Regions from separate parts of the Homo sapiens genome. Here region 1 is linked to region 2. A link is a loop called in an ENCODE intact Hi-C map of the cell type or tissue named here. Cell type or tissue: ascending aorta. All regions are shown on one strand. Each heading gives the region's core, and the rest is flanking DNA. Links, peaks and the distances in the headings are about the cores only. Region 1 overlaps PTPRG (protein tyrosine phosphatase receptor type G). Region 2 overlaps PTPRG (protein tyrosine phosphatase receptor type G).

Region 1 (2,800 bases), core at 218-2,717, 210 kb before region 2:
ACTCAGGACTTGGCTTTACAACTCTACTCAAGCACAGAGCTCTCATGAGCTACTGGTAATCAGTGGCACTAGATGGAAAACCTAGTTTCATACCTGAAAAACCAAAAATCTTGATTTACAAAGGAAGGCGGGAGGTGGGGGGGTGGGGGGGGGTGTGGAGATAAATGACTCCAGGCTAGTGACAACACCAAACCTGAAAGAACCCAGCCTCCCTGTTCTTCTCACACCTGTGAGCCTTCCTTTCACATAGTGATGTTTGTATCAACATTTTTTTCTTAGTTATTACGGAAAAAGGTTACTAACATTTAGTATACACCTAAGACCAATGCGGCTCCCATAATTACCTTATTTCATGAAGTCAGACACCAATGATTTTAAGACTCAGCCCAATCTCAGTGATGTTCAAATATGGGGGAAAAAAATCCAACAATTTTCAAACATTATTCAATGAAAAGTATATTCCGATTTCAGAGATATTAAAATGTGAAGAAGAAATTTCTGCATCAGTGAGATCTGTTAAATGGTTTAATCCTTAAGGGGAGCTAGAACACAGTAAGCATCATTTCTGTATTTCACAGATGATGGAAACCTGGCTCAAAGAGCTCATGATGAATATCTTAGCTCCTGGGAAGAATACGAACATTTCTGTGCCGGCTGGCCTCTAACAACCTCGCAAAACCAGGAGCTGCTCTACGTTTTCCTACAGTCCCTCACTTGATTTCTTATTTCCAAATATATAAAGCTGAATCCAACAACTAACCCTTCACCCGGGAGAAAACAGATGAACACAATGGTTTCATGAAAACATATGGATTAAGCCAACAGCTGGCATTCAGCCTCTAAAAATTTTGGAGTGGTTAGTATGTGCCACCACCAGGTCTTGGGTTAAGCCAGAAAAGAGAGTGAAGAGAGAAACAAAATCTTGCCTTGTGTCTGGTAAGACAGACAAAAACAATAAAGTTAACAGCAACAATATAAACATATTAAGGGGCAAACGACCTCTGTAGAGGCCACACTTAAGAATCAACACAAAATCTATGACCTAAAAAGTCAGAAGGATTCATCCACAAAAGGAAGCAGAGAGAATCCTGCACACAAGGGCAAAGGTGCGGGCAACAAACACAAAGGGGCAACCCCCTCCCCACCATGCTATCCTATGACCTTGCCACAATGGTCAACTTGCACACAAAGCACCACAGAGCGTCATGCAGACTTTGTCCTTCCTAGGCAGCTGCTGTCTCAAGGAACCAAGTTCTGCCCACTCAGGCTCTGGAGCTGGCAGCTATCAGCTCTCCTGGCTCCTGAGTGCTCTTTAATCACTCCAGGAGTCACAGCCGTTATTTATTACATTCCTTTTTGGTTTTGAGTCATGTAAGAGGAAAACATATCAATAATCTTTGCTGCAGGGCAAGTTTCTACAATCTCCTTTTCTATCTCTGCAGCCAAGATTAAGGGGGATGCTCAGGAAACCTAACGAGTTATCTGCGTGTGGACTAATGGATTAACACCACCTACCATCAGCCTCCTGGGTGATCTGTCTCTTTAATCTTGCTCAATAGATAACATTTGGGAAAAGCTCCCTTGACTCCTAGAGACACTATTTTCTGTTATAAGCTATGAGGACGTCCCCTCTGGTCATCAAATTTAATGGGATGATTATTAAAGGGAATTTGCTAATATTAATGCCCACTTTCAACTTGAGGGCCTGAGCTACAAATTTCTCCCTGCTTTGGCTGGTGGGGAACAGGCCAAGGACAAAATCTGAATAAAGTTAAAGAGGTATCTGCTGCTGTTCAATTATTTAATATATCATGTAAGGCAAAGGTAGTGATGCACTATCCACCCAAAGATATGATTACACTCAAAGCCATACGAACTTTTACTATGCAAAGGCCACTTTGTAATGGGGGTGGGGAGACACAGTATATACAAAGTTCTAAAGTACTAGTAATCAATAGCCTTAAAAATAATAAAAATAGCCGGTATATACTAAGCACTTATGCCAACCAGGCATCTATATTTTCTCATTTAATCTCTCAACACTGTGAAGGTAGATACTATTCCCACTTTTTTTTTTTTTTTTTTTTTTTTTTTTGAGACGGAGTCTTGCTCTGTCACCCAGGCTGGAGTGCAGTGGCACGATCTCGGCTCACTGCAACCTCTGCTTCCCAGATTCAAGTGATTCTCCTGTCTCGGCCTCCTCAATAGCTGGGATTACAGGTACCTACCACCATGCCCGGCTAATTTTTGTATTTTTAGTAGAGATGGGGTTTCACCATGTTTGTCAGGCTGGTCTTGAACTGACCTCAGATGATCCGCCCGCCTCAGCCTCCCAAAGTGCTGGGATTATAGGTGTGAGCCATCATGCCCGGCCTATTCCCGCCTACTTTTTACAGATTAAAAAAGTAAGATTTAGTGAGGTTACTACTTCTTGACCTTCACCAGCCTGTGCTCTTAAGCCCTATACCACAATGAAGAAATGCAATACAGTGGTCAAGCACATGAGCAATAGACTCAGATCACCATGACTGAAATCCCAGCCCCACTACTTATTAGTTGTATGACCTTAGAAAAGCTACTTATTCTAAGCCTCAGTTCCCTCATCTGTAAAATGGGATACTAAAAGGGATTAACAGATAAGGCTGGCAGGAGGATTAAATGAGACACTTGACACTGTGTCAGGAATATATTAAGTATGCAATGAACGCTGATCATTGATACTGCTGCTTCTGTTGCTACTACTAGTAACAGTGAGGTCACTTTCCTAGTTGACTCTACACCACCACCAACTTAGTATTCA
Region 2 (2,789 bases), core at 290-2,789:
CCAGAGAGGCTGTCCCTAGCACCAAAATAAAAGTCCTCAGATTCCCGAAGATAAAAAGCTCAAAATGAATGAACTCGAAAAACCAAACAAAGAAATGAAACCACTATTAAAGGATTATTTTTGGCAGGCAGGGGAGAAGGTTCCTGTCCTTCTCAACACATCTAGTTATCTATCCTTCTGTGTACTTCCAGCTGATATTGGTGCCCTTTGATTGAAAATGACCCAAATCAACCCTTGGTTAACGTAGGCATTAAAAGAATGTATTGAGAGAACCTTGGACATCTCAGAGACACCAACCAAGAACCAAACAATCCAGCTTTGAAAGGGCAAGGATCAGAGTGGCTCTGAGCTTCAGGGAGCAGGAATTGAGAAAGATGAGGATGTCTTCATGTCACGTGGCTCAAGATGCCAATTCTAGGGAGAAAAGGTGTATCGAGCCCAGCCTGAGTTTTTTACCACCCTCAAAAAGGTGTGGACAGAGCTCCTTAATCAGCAGATGATCCCATCAAGAACACAGAGAGGAGAGGAGATCAATACCCAAAGAGTAGCAAAGGTCCTATTAGCAAAGAATGTTAAAAGAGATGCTAGGCAGGCAAAAATAATAGCAGTACAATAAAAACAACAATAATCATGTGTTTGCTAGGGACCAGTGCTTTACTTACATCCGCATCCAATTCTTCCATCAGCTCTATGAGACAGGGATCATCATCCCATCTTATAGATGTACTGGGGCCTGAGGACACAAAGCTAGTCCATGACCAGCAAGCACAGAGACACTATAGTTTACAAGACCACTGTAAGGAAGCCACTGAGCCCTTCCCTGTGCTCAGTCTCCATGGACAATGCCTCAGCCTTGCGTTCAGGGGCCAGTCAATGCATCCAGCATTGGCTCCCATGCGTATCAACATTGGCTCCCAAGCCTCTCAAATCTCTGCAGGGCCCATCTGCCAGCTAGCAGTCACTAATGGCTTTATACCATGAGGAAGCACCTAAGATACAAGGCAGATATGGGTCCAAGTCCCAGACATGCATGATTCATCTCTAGGAATAAGCCCATTTGCCTCATGGTCAACCACCGTATGCTCATTATTGCCTCTGTTCACTTTGTGTTCACTTCATTGTGTACATAAAATACCAGCCAGGATACCCGTAGGAAGGTATCTTATCTCATTATTCTATCGCTCCTGAACACTTGGGATCTGAATCAGTATTTCAGCATGTTATTAGCTTCAGTCTTACACTGCAACACATTGCTTTAGGGACTTTTTGCACACATTTTTTGAACCCCCAAAACCCGAAGCAAAGTGCTAACACATGGCGTTTCCACTAACAGTTGACTTGAATCCATTATCTTCCTTGCAATAATGTACAAGAGGAAACTCCCTAATAGTTAAAAATCATAACGTCCCACTGGACATCTCAGGCATTCATTTCTGTATCTACAGCCTGGAAACAGGAAGGTCCAGAAGTCAACAGCTGGACCCAAGAGTGAGCCTGGTCATCCTTCCCTTCACAGCATCCCAACAAACACAGAATACATGGTTAAAGTTAACATGAATTCCACTCTTATCAAACATAGGCAAAGGCTTCTGGGTTCCTATCAGGCTACGTCCTGGCTGCACTCGCCACTTCGGATAAATTGTTCTATCTCATGCTGTCCCCATTCCCCCCTAGAGAAACAGCATCAATCTCAGAGTTGTGCCAGGACGAAAAAGAATGTACTGGACAGCTTTCCACTTTGGCTACATGTGGTTGCTACTCTTGTGATTTTTATCATTTAGATATAATGACATGTATGAATATATGATATACTCAGCATTCCCAGCACCAAAAAATTAATAAATAAAACAAAATAAGGGCCAGGTGCAGTGGCTCACACCCTGTAATCCCAGCACTTTGAGAGGCCAAGGCGAGTGGATCACTTGAGACCAGGAGTTTGAGACCGGCCTGGGCAACATGGCAAAACCCTGTCTCTACAAAAAATACAGAAATCAGCCGGGCATGGTGGTACACGTCTGTAGTACCAGTTATGCGGGAGGCTGAGATGGGAGGATGGCTTGAGCCCAGTAGGGGGAGGTTGCAATGAGGGGAGATCACGCCACTGCACTCCAGCCTGGGTGTTAGAGCAAGACTCTGTCTCAAAAAAATAAAAATAAAAATAAAACAAAACAAAATAAAATAAGAGTACAGTACATGCCAAGATAAAGAAGGACCTATATGCCAGGTACAGGCTCATACCTGTAATCCCAGCATTTTGGGAGGCTGAGGTGAGCAGATCACTTAAGGTCAGGAGTTCGAGACCAGCCTGGCCAACGTGGTGGAATCCTGTCTCTACTAAAAATATAAAAATTAGCTGGGCGTGGTGGCGCGTGCCTCTAATTCCAGCTACTTGGGAGACTGAGGCATGAGAATCACTTGAACCTGGGAAGCAGAGGTTGCAGGGAGCCGAGATTGTGCCACTGCGCTCCAGCCTGGGGGACAGAGCGAGACTGTCTCATAAAAAAAAAAAAAAAAAAGAAAAAAAGAAGCAACCATGGGTTCTCTCATTAACTCTGCCCTGCTCCCCCTCTCACATTCTCGTGGCCACACGCTCTAAAACTGAGAAGCACAAACCTAACACCACAGAAGACAAAAAGCCCCAGAGCTACGCACAGCCTGCACTCAGAAATGAATCAAATGCAGAGTCAGGGAACTAAGGTGGGGAAAAGGATGCCATGAAACCTTGCTACTAAAACCAGGGCTTCTGTTGTGTGTGGAGAAAGACCGCTGATTTGACCTTCCTTCTTACC

What was found. Peaks named below come from ENCODE experiments on the same cell type or tissue, not always from the same donor. Only the 100,000 strongest peaks of a DNase experiment are listed, where the experiment ranks them.
Region 1: it touches region 2 in a loop (2.2-fold over the local background); 1 of 110 quality-filtered maps calls a loop at or near these places.

Annotation. Positions count from the first base shown.
Region 1 is chr3:61,794,935-61,797,734 of GRCh38, reverse strand. The region is part of intron 2 of PTPRG (protein tyrosine phosphatase receptor type G); the gene reads right to left. Among named protein-coding and RNA genes, the nearest start is that of PTPRG, 230 kb to the right of the region's middle. In ascending aorta, for the core only: no CTCF peak of the experiment used is centred there; a DNase peak (open chromatin) is centred at 1,254.
Region 2 is chr3:61,581,337-61,584,125 of GRCh38, reverse strand. The region is part of intron 1 of PTPRG (protein tyrosine phosphatase receptor type G); the gene reads right to left. Among named protein-coding and RNA genes, the nearest start is that of PTPRG, 21 kb to the right of the region's middle. In ascending aorta, for the core only: no CTCF peak of the experiment used is centred there; no DNase peak of the experiment used is centred there; H3K27ac peaks cover 222 bases.